Regions from separate parts of the Mus musculus genome. Here region 1 is linked to region 2. A link is a loop called in an ENCODE intact Hi-C map of the cell type or tissue named here. Cell type or tissue: heart. All regions are shown on one strand.

Region 1 (8,000 bases), 83 kb after region 2:
AAGGCCTACAGTAGTTAAGGTTGAGGAATCGGATTTTAAGAGAACCATGATGAAGGCTCAAAAGGGTGCATGTCACTTTCCTTATTAGATCTACAGAAGGAAACTGTGAGGTGTCTTCACCCTGAAACAATTCAGTCTTATTCTAGAAGCAAAGGAGGGCCAGTCAGACATAGGCTCACTTAAGTCATGAATCCCACTATCGCAATCACCTCACCCCAGCAATGCATCCTCCATCACCTGCCGTTGCCATTCAGGTGAATAGCAGGTGGCAGACATACCCCCTCCTGTCCGTCCCTGGAGGTCTACTTTGACCCAGTTCAATCTGGAGTTTTGTGGGAATAAGAAAAATGCCAACTTCAAGACAAATACAAATGCTCTTCAGTGCCATTTATAAAATCCCAAAACAAGACTAGAGAGCAGGCCCTTCCTTGTTAGGTCTCTAATCAGACTTACACTAGCCAATGAAGCAAAACACAGAAGCAAGCATTTCCCAAGGCACGTCTCCCAGAATAATGTCAAGAGGCGGGCACGCAGGCTGATAGGCAGCTCTCCCCACTTAATTATCATCCAGGATTGTGAGCTAACTCAGCAACCCAGCCAGGGTGTCTAAGAATCTAGCTTCAGGATGAAAAGAACATCACCAACTTTCTCTTAAAGTGAATTTATACTCAGCTTTCAGTGGCCAGGGAGCCCAGCCTAGACACACACTCCTAGATGAAAGATACCAGAACACCCTCCTCCAAGCAGATGAACAAGAACACATGTGTTGGTCATCTCAAATACTGCTAAATATCAAGAAGCAAGAGCCACAGTAGGCAGGGAAGGGTGGTGCACTCTCTTCAATCCCAGCACTTGGTAGGCATAGGCAGGTGGATCTCTGCGTTCAAAGCCGACCTGGTCTCCACAGTGAGACCCTACAAACCAAACCAAACCCTCCACAGCTATAAACAAATACACTGACCCACTGGATGTCCTTGCTGTAGTTCAAATACTAAAGTGCACTTTTTTTTTGTACTAGGGACCCAACATAGGGGCCTTGGGTTTAAGTGGGTAAGTGTTCCACCACGGAGCTACATCCCTAGCACAGAAAAATTCTAGATTCTGATCAATTACTGTATTTCCTGGAGGTGTAGTTCATTTTCCTTTAGTGAGGTCTGAAGTAGTAAGAGCCAACAAGAGTCTGTATGTACCTAGACAGTTTCCTCCTGATAGGTTACTCTCTACTGCGTTTCTGTGCCTACGCAGTCTAGATCCTCCCATCCAGAAATGACAATCCTAACTTGTTTTGTTTTGTTTTTTGTTTTTTCAAGACAGGGTTTCTAACTTTTTAAAGTACTTTGACTTACGGAAGCAAAGGATGTGTAAAAGAATTATCTTTAAATGAAACTGGCAGTCTAGCTTTTAAGAGGAATTACATCTATATTTTTACAAGAAAAAAGAAATACTTGACTCTCTCAGAAGCCCTTACCAGAAAGTCATGTGGAAGAACTTAAAAAAAAAAAAAATGACAACAGCCAGGTATAGTGGCATCCCTTTCATCCCCACAGTTGGGCAGCAGAGGCAGATGGATCTCTGAGTCTGAGGCCAGCCTGGTCTACATAGCAAACTATAGGCTAGCCAGGACTACAAAGTGAGATCCTGTCTTACAGAAAGGACGGACAGCTTGAACTTTGAAGCAAAAACTACCTGGGCAATCCTGAAGAGAGCTAAGGGCTCATGAAGCTCTGCCTTGCTGGCGGGACCAGGAAAGTGTAACCAAATATATTTGGAGGGCAGAATTACACAGTATGTTTTCAAAAAATCCCAAGAAGCGGGGCAGTGGTGGCGCACGCCTTTAATCCCAGCACTCGGGAGGCAGAGGCAGGCAGATTTCTGAGTTTGAGGCCAGCCTGATCTACAGAGTGAGTTCCAGGACAGCCAGAGCTACACAGAGAAACCCTGTCTTGAACCCCCCTCCCACCCAAAAAAAAAAGAAACCAAGAACTCTGAACTGCTGGGAGAGACAGTGAACTAGGGAGGGGGAGCCTTCTCACTGAAGTACCTCAGCCTCCGTCACCTTCCTGGAGAAATATCTCATACATAATGTACAAGAGCACAGCTTTCCATATGTTAAATGTTTCACTCAGAGCTGACCAGAAGGGTAGACAAAAACAAACCAAAGCTGGGACCTCGTCCCAGGACACTTAATACCCCCTTTCCCTCTGCCTATCTCTCCAGTTACCTGAGCAACGAACTCAGAGAGCGTGAACTCCTTTGCCCTAGCATCTACCTCCTTAAGCAGGTTCTACCCCAGTGCATCATACCGTTTCCATTCCATCCCATTGTGTGCAAACAAGAAAAAGTTCCAGACTTACCTTTGCAAGAAACTTAAATCCCCAGGGCTCTTCCTAGCACAAGTTTCAAAGCCAGCACAAAAACAAAAACAAAAACAAATAAGGGGGGGGGTAAAAGAGCAAAATTTCAAGCTTTATTTTGAAACTTCAAAGGTCCACAGTTAGTCAAGTGTCAGTGCCAAAAAAAAAAAAAAAAGTCATCTAAGCCTAAAGTCATTTCATTGGCTGAACTATTCCAAATTACAGAGAACTCAAACTGACCAAATCCACAATATCGTATCAGCCCCTCAAAATTTCTAGTCTCAATGGCTCATAGCAAGAAAGGTTCCAAGTCAACACTTCTGGGAATGAACCATCACCCTGATACTGTCTCGCCTTCCTCAATACCTTATTCCGTCTAGTTTCTTACAACATGAGTGGTAGGGGGACTGGAAGGGGGAAAGTTACAGCCAAAGACAGCTCTTCCTTCCCATCAGGTCACTCACGAGGCCAGACTCAAACTTCACCTCTTCCCTCAGCACACAATGAAAACAAAATGACCACTAAAGCAACATCCACTCACGTCTACACTCCGGTAGGAAACGGTGGTTTTGTTTTGTTTTGTTTTTGTTTTTTTTCCTAAATACGCATATTGACACCTCCTCCCCCTCCTACAACTTGAGGGTCAGTAAAGGTAAGCATATTTAATTAGCCTGTTACCTAGAGGCCAGTCTGTCTCTTCTATTTCCTCCTCAGGCTTCCAGAGCCTCCACCTTGGTATATAAGGCTCCAGAAAAGTCTCTTTCCCTATTCTTGTAATGCTAATTGCAAGAAAAGAAAAAAAGAAACCTAGGAAAGAGCTTTACTAATCTCCCTATTTGTAACCAGGAAAAACAAGGAAGCAAGCGGGTGTTTTGGAAAGCAAATCCGGTTGAACCCTCATTCAACCCCAATTCTCCAAACCCACATGACCATTCCTTTCTGCCCTTCCCACCCTATTAAAAGCTAAGCGCCTGGCAATTAAAATTGGCTGCAACTGATACTGCTTAACTCTGCTGCCCTTCCACAGGGGGGAAAGGGAAACCCCCAAACCCTCTATCACCCGTGCAGCTCCACTGCCCTATCTTCCCCCCTTCCTTTCAAACTTTCCTCCGGGTCTCTCACTTTCTACGTTACCCCGGCACATCGCCACTCTCTCCATCCGCCAAGCCCCGCTTCTCTTCTCCTCTTCCACCCCAATTCTCCCCTTAGGCCCTTCCGCTTCCAATTTGAACACTTTGAAAAACCTCCCTCCGGCACACGTCTCAAGTCCAATCCAACCCCCCCCCCCAACCCCCGCCACCTCCCACGTCCTCACCACGGCGCTCACGGGAGTCCAGCCCTCCCTGCAGCCACATGCCACCAGCCCCCGTCCCCTCCACACCCTCAACCTCTCCCTCCGGCTCCTACCCCTTCCCCAGCGCTGGCTCGCAGCCCCGCTCCCCACCTCGGCCTCTTTACTGCCCCTGGCCTGGGCCAGCCTGGGCCCTTGTTTACGCCCCTCCCCAGGCTCGCACTCCTGCGCCCCGACCCCTGCCCTCTCCCACAGTTGCCATCTCCCCTGCACGCCCCCCTCGGCCGCTCCCCTTCCCCCACCTCGCAGCGTCCCGTCACCTCCCTCTCCGGAGGTTCTCCGGGCTGGACGTCGCCACCGCCTCCCCCTTCCACTTTCCTTCCCCAAGCCCTTGGCGGCCCCGCCCGGCCCCGCCCCGTCCCACTCGACTCCCCCTCCCCACGCCGGCCGGCCGCCCCGCCGCCTCACTCTCGGCTCAGCCTCGGCGCCGCCATGTTGGATCCATCCGCGCCGCTCTCCGGGGCCTGCGCCTCACGGAGCCGCATCCGGGCTCCAGCCGCCGCCGCCTCCGCCGCCGCCGCCGCCGCCGCGGGCGTGGGGGAGGGGAGGGCCGGGCGGGGGTGGCTGCATCCTGCACAGCGCCTCCCGGAACCTGGCCGGTTAGTGTCGGCTTCGAGACCATAACGAGGCATGAGCGGAGGAGCCATACTAGGTGAGGGCAGCCTGGCAGCGGCATTAAGCGGGGAGTGGGTAGCTTCACGTCGGCAAGAGAGGCTGGAGACTGGCAGCCATCTTGCTTAGGGGCAAGCTGGCAACGCAGGGTTCTCCTAACGGCGGCGGCGGGGAGGTTCTAAGAAGCGGAGAGAGAACGTATTTGAAGGTGGAAGCCTTGGTGGCGCCCGAGCTGGCTGGTATCGGGCTCGAAGGCCCTCGGGAGAGAGGGGCTGGCAGCCATGATACGTAAGGGCGGAATCGGCCGGGGGTCGGACTGCCCGGTGAACTGAGGTGAAAGGTCACGATCTGGAGTTCACCTTTGCCTTGAACTTCCTGTCACTCTGACGTTCTGAAACCCGAACCTCGCAGCCGCGCTTCTCACCCTCTCTCGGAATTCATCCCTTCAGTGTTTTCCTTTTGAGCTCCCATTTTCCTATGGAAAAGTCGCCTCAGCTGACGGGTGAAGGACGGCTGAGAATTGAATTGGGGGTGGGATGGGCTCGAGTATGTTCTGGAGCTGCCGAGAGCCTGCTGTGGCTAAAGGAAGAGGTAATACAAAGGGCTTTGAGATAGGGAGCTATGACTCAAGACCTTGCAAATTTATTTTATCCTAAGGGCAGTCGAAGAGGCTTTGAAGGGTCTAAACAGAGGTGTGAACAGTTAGTTATATTTGTATTGTAGAGAGATCACAGCTTGCCAGCTCTGGGCATGTTAGTGCCAGCCTGAAGCCTGAGGCAGGAGGATTACTTGAGCCCTGGAGATGGAGACCAATTTGGACTTAATTTAAGCGAAGAAGACCGCAAGGATGTTAGAGCACTGTAGAAGAATGCGTTCTTAGCACGGTTAGGCCTGACGTTCGGTCCCTGGGGAGTGGAGCTGGGTAGGGAGAGAGATCAATTATGAAGCTAAAGAAGAGACAGTGGCGATGTGTAGGTAGGAAGGCATGTGTTGGATAAGGAAATATGAGTGTCCTGACTTGAATAACTGGGTTACGTTATTTTTAGTTTCAAGAGATCTGCGGGATATCTTTTAGGCAAGTATATATGAATTAGTGTGGTTTGAAACCAAGAAAGTTGAAAGTGTGCTTGCGCATGTCTGGATATTCTTGGAGCCATAAGAGAGAAAAATGGCCTAAAGAGGAGGATGTGTGCATTCGAGGAGTGAGATGAGGGAAGGAAGCAGAAAATAGGACAGCGAGGAGGCACAGACAGGAAGCCAGACAGAGAAAAGTATCAAGGAAACTTGTTACAAGTATCAAGAGTAAGCGATTAGGTAAGATGTGGACTAAAATGTGTGGTTCGGAATGTGGAAGAAATGAAGGTCACTAGGTAAACTTGGAGAAAGTTGTTACATAGAGGTATAGGGTAACAACCAGATCCAAGTGGAAAGATACAATGTGTAAAAAGTTTTGTGGCTACTCACACTAAGGTTTGTAATCCCAGTTTTCAAGAAGCGGGAGGATGGGATTTGAGGCAAAACTGGACCTATTTAATGAGCAACAGACCAGCCAGACCCAGTAGTAAAAAGGCAAAAGTAAAAAGCCCTTTTCTCAGTGTTTATTGGGGGGAGGGGGAGAAGTGGGGGAGCTGTCAGTAAGTTGTCGTGTGGAGGAGAATTTAAAAGAAAAAGGAAGGTTTTCACCAGTTTGTAGTAGTGCATACCTTTAATTCCAGAGGCAGAAACAGGCAGATCTCTGAGTCAAGGCCAGCCTGGTCTACAGAGTGAGTTCCAGGACAGCCAGGGCTACACAGAGAAACCCTGCCTCAAACAAGAGGGAAGAAGGAAAGAGGAAAGGAAAAGAATGAATTTGAGGTAACGTGATCCTCCCAGGTGACTGGGCTGTACATTAGCAAGACCTTTGTCAGTAGCTTATCCAAGATAGAATGACTGATAACAAGAAAACTGACATGCAGGCTGGGGGGAAATGCTCAGAGCTACACAGAAAACCTGGTTTAGGGGGCAGAGGGGTTGTTTCTTGTTTTTTAAAAACCGTAATGTTGTAGTGAAAGAGAATACTCATGGCGATTACAGTAGGAGAGACCTTTGTCTCGAAAAAAAAAATCCGTATAGAGGATTTTTGTTGTTGTTGTTGTTGTTTGGTTTGATTTTTTTTTGCTTTTGTTTTTTGAGACAACAACCAGGTCGTGATCCACCTGCCTCAGCCTCCTGAGTTCTGGGATTAAAGGCATGTGCCACTGTGTGTGTGTGTGTGTGTGTGTGTGTGTGTGTGTGTGTGTGTGTGTGTGTGTGTGTGTGTGTTTGTGTGTGTGTATTTCTGTCTTAAGAGGAACTGAAGGGCCGGGTATGGTGGCGCATGCCTTTAATCCCAGCACTTGGGAGGCAGAGGCATGTGGATCTCTGAGTTCAAGGCCAGCCTGGTCTACAGAGTGAGTTCCAGGACAGCCAGGGCTATACAGAGAAACCCTGTCTCGAAAAACCAAAAAAAAAAAAAAAGAGGAACTGAAGGGATGGCTCAGCAGTTGAGAGACTGAATTCTAGAACACTTTGGACATCAGTTCCAGTTTCAGAGGATCTGGCACTCTCCTAAGGGCCCCCGCATACATGTACACATACAAACATGCACATAAATATTTTTAAATCTAAAAGTGATCTAGCTAGGTCACTTCTGATCTCTGAAGGAATCAAACATAGTAGGGAGATCCCTCTGCATCCATGTTCATTTGTTGTAGCACTAGTCACAATATTTATGTTTTGGACTTTGCCTAATGCCCATCAACAGGTGAAGGGCTAACAGGAATGGGATTTTATTCCGTCAAAAAAAATGCAATCCTCTTGTTTGCAGGAAGATGAGTGGCACTGGAGAGTATTGTGTTTTGTAAAAGTCAGATTCAAACAAATATTTGAATATAATGTAGATTTGAATATAAATACGGCATGACGGTAGAACTTTGGTGTACAAGAGAGGAGGAGGAGGGATGAGGAGAAAACGGCCGTGAGCAAAGTACACAGTGTGCTTGTGTGACGATGTCTTGGTAAAACCCATCTTTTTTCTTTTTCAAATGTACTCAGAAACTCTGTAACCTTAACTGTCCTATAATCCGCAGCCTGGCCTTGAACTAAAAAGATCAGCCTGCCTTTGCTTATACAGTGCTGGGATTAAAGCTGTGAGGCACCACAACCAGCAGAAACCCATTAGTTTATATGATGAACGTGGCTCACACACACTCCAGAGCCATAGTCACTCATGTATGCTTCTAGAACTAAGTGTCTCTATCCTTCTCTCCAACAGTAAGTGTACCAGTTTTCAAGAGGGTTTTTCCTCACTGACACTCTTCTGTCCCCATGGGGAAGACTTTGCCTACTCTAGTTGTTTCAATTTTTTAAAATTATTTTTGGTTCATGTATCTAGCAAATATAAAGTGTTTGCCTGCATTTGTGTATGTGTGCCCCATGTGTGCCTGGAGCCTGCAGAGACGAGGTGTTAGATTCCCCGACACTGGAGTTGCAGAAGGTCATGCTGCTACAGTAGTGAAATGACCTTTAACACCTTTAATCCAAGCACTCCAGAGGCAGAGGCAGGCTGAAGCCAGTCAGGGACACTGTGAGACCTTGTCTCAAGGATGCTAGCAGCTGTCAGTAACAAAGATCTAAGGGCTTTAAAGATGACTGTGGACAGAGGT
Region 2 (8,000 bases):
CTCCCACTGCGGTGCTGGGGAAATATGTATAATGTGTCTCAGCAGCTGCTCCCTCCGTGTCAACGGCATCGTCACTGGTGAAAGCTCCCTGGATCACTGCCTGAGGAGGGAAATGAGAGCGGGCGGGGTCCAGTCAGTCGGGGACTCATTCCCACTCTATCGCCCTTCAAGGCTCTATCCCTTAGCAGAACACCATGTGGTCAAAGATAGCTACGAACGCAACCCAACCCATAACTGAAGTTTCTTAAAATGAGGTGCTTTTTTTTTTAAATTCAAGTGTGTGTATTTAAGATTTATTTTTATGTGTATGAGTATTTTTCTTGAATGTATGTATATGGTATGGGGGGGGGGCGCCTATGGAGGTCAGAGAAGGACACTTGATCCCCTGAAACCAGATGGTTACAAGCCACTGTGCAGTTGTTGGGAACTGAACTCAGGTCCTCTGTAAGAGCAAGAAGTGCTCTTAAGTGCTGAGCCACCTTTCCAGCTCCACGTTAGGATGACAGGGTAATAATGTCTCAATGACAGAAGGTTGAACACATCTGGACCTGGTGCTTTGGGTTAAAGTGGCCTGAGATGCACCCCACTGTCCCCAATTCTACCCCTCCTTCCTGCTGGCTCCCCAGTTATTGCTAAAAACTCTTTAGTCCTCTCACAGTCTCTCCCCCAGTACCTGGGTCATAGACTGAGTGGCAGGGTAACCACTGATGGCGCCAGAGCCCTCTGTCTGGCCATCCAGCTGCCCCTCTGACACCTGGATCACCCTGTACATCACCTGGAAGCAGGGAAGAGAAGAGTAAGTGTCTAGAATCATAGACCCTCTCAGAATAGCCTCTGGTATTTGTACATGTTAAGTCCCACGAGTCTTTCAGAGAGACTCAGCAACTGTCCCTTGTCCCCTCCGCCCCGACCCCCAGGCTTTAGCATATCCAGCCCCACATCAATCTCAAAGCGTCCAATTATCACCCCAATAGTACACAGCTACTCCTCCAAGCCACAGCTCCCCAAAACATGCTCATGCCCCTCCCTTAACCCCAAACCCCAGGCGGCATCTGCAGCCACCTGGCCCCCTCCCTTACCTGGCCCCCATTCTCAGTTCGGAAGACGTACTTGACGTTGGGGTCAGGAAAAGTGGCAGCTGACTGGATGCTGGCGATAGCTACACTAGTTGGGTCCTCTCCAGTAGCCACTGCGCCTAGATTAAGAGGCAAAGAAAGATCTAGAAGTTAACTGCCTTCCTCCCTGTTCTACTTGCATGGCACTTAAAAGACACACGGTATGTAGGAAGGAGATGGACCATCATCTGAAGAGAGGGAGGGGAGGATGAGCCATAAGTCTTGACTGTCAACATTCACCTTCCTGAATCTGCACTGTTCCCTCTTCGGTTTCAGCTGTTTTCTGCTGCCTATTGGTGGTGAAACAAAAAAACAAGAAACAAATGGAAGATGTGAGACATTCACTGACCTCGTAACATGGTTCCCAAACTCACTGGCATCCACAACAGATGTTAGGCTAGGTTAGACCATGACAGTATTACTGCTGGCTCATGGTGGCACATTCCTTTAAACCTGGCACTCAGGAGACAGGCAGGTGGATCTCTGTGAGTTTGAAGCCAGCCTGGTCTACAGAGTGAGCTCCAGGGCAGCCAGGACTACGATATACCCAGGACTATGTAAATATTATTTTGTCTCAAAAAAATAAAACAAAATAAATTTAAAAAGTAATAACTAAGTATCTACCATGTACATAGACACCAAGCTATAAGCACTTTTTTTGTTTGTTGGTTGGTTGGTTTTATTTTGTTTTTCAAGAAAGTGTTAGGGCTGGCGAGATGGCTCAGTGGTTAAGAGCGCTGACTGCTCTTCCAAAGGTCCCGAGTTCAAATGCCATCAAACATATGGTGGCTCACAACTATCTGTAACGAAATCTGATGCCCTCTTCTGAAGTGTCTGAAGACAGCTACAGTGTACTTACATATAATAAACAAGCAAACAAACAAAACAAAAAAAGGACCATTTCTACATCTTAAAAAAAAAAGAAGAAGAAAGAAAGAGTTTTTTTCTGGGTAGCTCTGGCAGTCCTGGAACTTGTTGTGTGGAGCAGGCTAACCTTGGATTCAGAGATAAGACTGCCTCTGCCTCCTGAGTGCTGAGATTAAAGGCATCCACCCCACCCCCCACCCCAGCACACCATCTTGATGCTAATAACAGTGACTAGCACCACAGTTTTATAGATAGAGAAACTAAATCACAGAGCTGGTAAGTGTTGGAGCTGGGTACCTGAACCCAGATCTCCCGAATCCAATGTTCTTAGTCATTCTGCATTAATTCTGCATTCTCCAGGCCATCCCTCCTCTGCCCAGACATCCCTCTTCACTTACCCCTTCATCTCTCTGTGAGGGGGCTCATCCGAGGCGCCGGTCTTTTTTCGGAGGACTTTGTATCTCCCAACTCAAAGGCCTGAATGCTAAGTCCTGGTGGAAACCACAGAGTTTGCAGTGAGGCCAGGCAACTGAACAGCTTTCCAGGTTCTAGAACCTAGGTTCCAAGAAGACACAGCCAGGAAGATAAACCAAGCATCCGCAAAGGACAGTCAACTCCCCCAATTCTGATGGCAAGGGCTAGTCTGCAGTGACTGAAGAAGCAACTCTTCACGGGACATGGAGGCTCACTCCTGGGAGCCTAACACTCAGGGGAAGGAGACAGGAACGGTGCGAGTTTGAGGAGAAAAAGGACCAAGTGTGCTTGCTCATGCCCGTAATACCAATACTTAGGAGTTCAAGGCCATCCTGGGGTGCAAAGCTAGTGTCACGCTAGGCTGGGCTACAAGAACTTGTCTCAAAATAAAATAAAACAAAACTGGGAGATTGGCTCAAACAGCACTCGCAATGGAAGTCTCACTCGGAATGAAGGTAACACCCGAGTCCTAAAACCTATAGAAGAGAGGAATGCAGCATTGAGAGCATGTGTAATCACAGGGCGCCTGATGGAGAGCTGGAGATGAGAGAATCTCTACAAGCGGGGCGCCAGCCACTGTCTCCAGCAACGTGGAAAGACAACAACTGACCCCCTACGGCTCTCCTCTGACCAAAAGAAAAGCTAGGAGGGCTCAGCAGGCAGGGCGTGGTGGCAATGCCTGATTCAAGCACTTGGGAGCCAGGCACGTGGATCTCTGAGTTCAAGGCCAGCCATGGCTACAGAGTTCCAGGATGACCAGGGCAACCTAGAGAATCCATATCTCAAAAAACAAAACAAAAAAAACAACCTCCTCCCCTCAAAGAGGCAAAAACTAACTTGTGAAAGCTGTTTATCACAGCGTCCAGCCCACCACACACATGCATGTGCACACACACACACCAAAACTTTTCTCTCTTCCTTCCTTCCCCCCCAACCCCGCTTCTCTCTTTCTGAGACAGGGTTTCTCTTGTAGCCCTGGCCGTCCTGGAACTCACTCTGTAGGCCAGGCTGGCCTCTGAACTCTCAGAGATCCTGCCTGCTTCTGCCTATCTAGTGCTAGGATTAAAGGCATGGGTCGCCACCACCCAGCTGCTCCTCCATTTTCATTCCAACTCCTGGGGGGAGGAGTAGACTGTGAAACAATGTCTGGGGTGCATGGCTGAGGCTATTGTGGATTGTTACTAAAGCTATTATACTCTATGTCAGCAGCTTCACAGGAAAAGCTAGAGCAAAGTTTAGACCACCACTATCAAAACCAGTAACTAATAACCCCCCCACCCACACACTCCCTCACACACTCCCTGATTCTTCTTCCAGCTTCTCCAACACAAACTGTACGAAAAGAAATCTGAAGCTGGGAGGTGGTGATGCCAGCCTTTGATCCCAGCACTAAGAAGGCAGAGGCAGGCAGATCTCTGAGTTCAATGCCAGCTTGGTCTACAGAGTGAGTTCCAGGACAGCCAAGGTTATGTATAGAGAGGTCCTGTTTCAAAATCAAATAAGAATAACAAAAAACAAATTCCAGTCCTCAAATCTAAGAAGAGGAAAACTGAAACCTTTTTTGCTATTGGGAAACCATCACTAAGCATAAAACCCAGGTTTGGCTCTTGGATACTACTCCGCTGTCGGGGCTCTTGTTTTGAGAGAGTCCAGATTTACAGCATCTGTTACAAACACCAGTGCCCAAGTGCATCATGTTCAAGGCTTCTTTATTTTATCCAGCAAGGCTTCCTGTAGAGCAACATAGTTGCTAAAATGTTGCCATGACAACTCCAAATCAACTAAGCCTCAGGAGGAGGGGGGGAAAGAAAACCTCCAGGCTCAGGGTTCTGCAGGAGAAAAGACAAAGGGGGAGGAATCCATCTACAATGTTCCTGCCTTAGGACTTTTGACAACCAGCCAGAGAACGGGAAAAAACAAAGAACTGTACAGACAGATGCCACCAGAAAGAAACAGCTGCATAGGACAAAGCAATAAAATAATCTCAACAAGAAAGGACAAGATTTTTTTTAAACACTCTACCCGCAAGATCTTCCAAACCTTTCTAATCAAAGAAAAACCTTAGTTTAGCGGATAATGCGCCTCGGAAAGACCGTGTGCAAAGAAGAACGTTAACAACAATAACAAAAGGGAACTGAAAGTGAAACTGTCCGTAGAAAGTAAGGCTGCAAAGGGAGGCAGCGTCCGGATGTACGGACCACCTAGGGGGTCTCCATCCTCAAACAGGAGGAAGAGCTCCTCCTGAAGCTCCTGGCACGGCCTGCAGGAGGAGGCTATGAAAGAGACTGCAAGGCGCACGAGACAACCGTATAGCCAACAGCTGTCAGCGCAACTTCTGAGGCTACCCAGAAACGGCGGTAGGCTCCTTACTCAAACCTTGGTTGTATATCCGGAAGCATCCTGAGCATTAATAATACGTGATACGGAAATCAGCCTAGGATTTTGTGGTTTTGCATGCTCAAAAGGAGAGCCCAGCAAACGTCCTCACCAAGCACAGACGCAAAGGCAGAAATTTAAAAAACAAAACACCCCCCACCACCACCCACACACAAAAACCAGATCAAGTTCCCAAAGACTTCAAGCGCCCGGACCTTGCCCGAGAACGACGCGTCTCCCTGCAGGCCCACCGACTAGTAGTAGGCGCTTGGGGACCTGAGTACCCGGCAGGCGCGAGCCCCGCAGCCCGCGCGGTGACCCCGCCGGTCCCAGCCCAGCTCGCCTGCGCCCCAGCTGCTCCGCGGAGGAGAGACGGGGAAAGGACGCCGGGGACCTTCCCGGGCCTGCGGCTCGAAGCTGGATACCCACCGCAGGCGGCTGGGACGTGTGCACACCGGGGCGGGGAGCGAGCTCGGCCCACAAAGCAGGAGAGAAAGAGCCGGGCACGGCCCCCTCCCCCAAAACAAAGGCTCCGTGCCCAGGCGTGGCCTGGCCTGGGAAACGCCAGCCAAAGCAAAGGTGCCCCGCCATGCCGATCCACCGGCGTCCGGACTCCGGCCGGCTCCGACGCACTCACCGGGCCAGGCCGCTTCAGTCGCCGATTTCCCCCGGCAGCCTTCTCCGTCTTTGGATCTAGGTCTCTCCATAGACAGCTGCTCATGCGCAGTCCCAGCCTGCGGCCATGTTGGTGAGGGGCGGAAGTGTGCCCTCGACCCGCCCAGCCGACGGACGGCCCCCCGAGCTGCCACACTTCCGCTCGCTTCAAATCTGATGCCCGCTAGAGCGGATGTGGGTACGTGAGTGGTCGCAGGCTCTGAAGGGAAACAGACGGTATCCTTGGGGACCTCGCTAGAGGCCTTTGTTTTCAGTAAGAACCAGGAAAAAAAAAACCCGACTAAATTGTACTTCCATCCTTGTGGTAGGCGGAGCCCTTTTACTTCCAGTAAAAGGAAGTAGAGGGTGGAACGGCAATCTTAGGCGCCATCTTTCATAAGGGCAATGTGGGACGCCATCTTGGATCAGGGCATCACTTTGAGGGGGTTCCAAGTGGACTTTGGGACATTTCTGAGTGTACGTGGATCTGGGTATATACCTTTGTATTAACGTCAGCAATACTCCAAAGACCTCATAGCTTTTCCTCAGGCTCTTAAATACGTGTGGGGACGAGTTTGATTACCATTTTCTTCATTCTGGGTGTACCCAGAGTGATTTTGGAATAGTGAAGTATAATAGCAATAGCTAGAATTCAGATTCTGAAGCCATTCAGACTCTGAACTGACACTTTTTTTTTTTTTTTTTTTTTTTTGCGATAGGGTATTTCTATGTAGTCCTACATAAACTATGCTGGACTCGAATACACATAGATCTCTCCACTCCCAAGTGCTAGGATTAAAGACAGCCACCACACCTAGAAACTAACACTTCTTAACTCTGAGGTTTTTGATGGGCATTTTTACTTAACTACAGCTCAATTTCTTTGTAAAACGGAAATACCAATACCAACTTCACATCAAGTGGATTAAATAAATTCAAGAGCAAAGTTTTTATGCACACAAATCTGGCCCAATTCCTGGCATTAGATGAACATTATGTAAATACAGGTTTCTCTTCCTCATTTCTTGACCACCATGAACCCAGTTCTACTTTCTAGCTACAGTTTCCCATGACAACTGAGGAAGAATATCTAAATAAGAAAAAACAAGATATATACATTTTGGCAACTTTGGAATGTGATACCATTCACCCAAAACTTTAATAAGACAAAGTACATACACTGTTTAAATGTTAAAAAAAAAATTCAGCTTTTATTATCAAATACCCACCATTGCTAAATGGTGGCCTGTAGCCCCAGCCTGTGCAGAGACAGTGCTAGAGCCAAATTGAGTGACATTCCCTCTACTTTTCTTTTCCTTTTTCTTTTCTTTCTTTATTTATTTTATGTATATGAATGAGTACACCATTGCTCTCTTCAGACTCACCCGTAGAAGGCATCAAATTCCGTTACAGATGGTTGTGAGCCATCATGTGATTGCTAGGAATTGAACTCAGGACCTCTGGAAGAACAGTAGGTGCTCTTAACCTCTGAGCTATCTCTTCAGCCCAACATTCCCTTTTCCTAAAATGGGAGGACCTCTTCTGCAAAATAATTGAAGGTAGAGGATGCCACCCATTTCCTTCAGCAAACACTGAGGACTTTAAAGAGCTTCTTGGATGTTTCTCCTACTCTGAAACTAAAGAGGGTCAGAAGACAGCCAAAAATCTAGGAACAAATCAGGGGTGAGCTATTCTATATCTGGTCCTATATCTCCCACATCTACAGTAGGCTTCTGTGAAGAGATATTCACAGCTCAGAATAGGGCAAAAGTTTGGCTGAAATTCCCCCACTGTATTTAAATTTAAGAAAAAAAAAAGCTTTTACCTACCCTATGTTTTTGTTAACTCCCTGGAAACAAGATTGTTCTATGTTTCTTAAGACTCTGCTAAGACATAAGTGGCTTTGTGTCTAACACAAACATAAGTAAATCCACCAAGTCTGTACCTCTCATGGTCAAAACAAGAAGCTGGAGGACCCAAGCCTATGGAATTAGACATCTCAGCTGCCGAGGCAGCAAAGACAGCTAGGCAAGTGCTCCAGAGATTGGTGATGATTTCTTGGTTCCTCTTGTCCTGTCCTAATCATACCCCTTCATCTTTCCCATGATTAGTCTGTGTTTCAAAAGCATATGTCTGGCGCTGAGGGGCCACAAGAGGGACAACAGGGTGAAGCTCTCTAGGGGGCAGACTAAGCCGACTCCTGGGCTCAGACCCCTCTGTGCCTTCAGGTGGGCGTTCCAAACAGCTAAGGGGCCGGGAAGAATGGGCAAGGATCATGCTACAAGGAGGGGTTCTGGAGCTGAGACTATAATCCCCACCTCCAGTACAGGTCTGGGTCCGCAGAACTCCCTGAGACTCGGTCCTCTGGCGTTCCCGGGCCAGGGCCACAGCAGCATCAAAAGAAAGACTGCCCCCATTCCTCCAGGAAGCTCGAGAACCCCAAGCTTTTTCTCCAGGAGTCCCATCAAGCCTACCAGGCCTTGGACATGGGCTTGCAGGTGCTACATGGATCTT

The links. Peaks named below come from ENCODE experiments on the same cell type or tissue, not always from the same donor. Only the 100,000 strongest peaks of a DNase experiment are listed, where the experiment ranks them.
Region 1: a loop joins it to region 2, with 8 times the contacts of the local background. A loop is called at or near these places in 5 of 42 quality-filtered maps.

What each region holds. Positions count from the first base shown.
Region 1 is chr1:171,325,640-171,333,639 of GRCm38, reverse strand. It overlaps Dedd (death effector domain-containing), which reads right to left and starts at 4,495. Exons shown (of 6, transcript NM_001128609.1): 1 at 4,114-4,495; 2 at 2,355-2,387. Gm20045 (a long non-coding RNA gene) reads left to right here and starts at 6,326. Exons shown (of 2, transcript XR_865726.1): 1 at 6,326-6,746. In heart, no CTCF peak of the experiment used is centred here; a DNase peak (open chromatin) is centred at 4,509; H3K4me3 peaks cover 3,485 bases; H3K27ac peaks cover 3,094 bases.
Region 2 is chr1:171,408,910-171,416,909 of GRCm38, reverse strand. Arhgap30 (Rho GTPase activating protein 30) reads right to left here. Exons shown (of 12, transcript NM_001005508.2): 12 at 6,670-8,000. The coding sequence ends at 7,569. It overlaps Usf1 (upstream transcription factor 1), which reads right to left and starts at 5,597. Exons shown (of 10, transcript NM_001305676.1): 1 at 5,470-5,597; 2 at 2,381-2,473; 3 at 1,356-1,405; 4 at 1,080-1,195; 5 at 674-775; 6 at 1-100. The coding sequence starts at 2,388. In heart, CTCF peaks have their summits at 4,693 and 5,713; DNase peaks (open chromatin) are centred at 4,739 and 5,589; H3K4me3 peaks cover 2,324 bases; H3K27ac peaks cover 2,054 bases; H3K27me3 peaks cover 468 bases.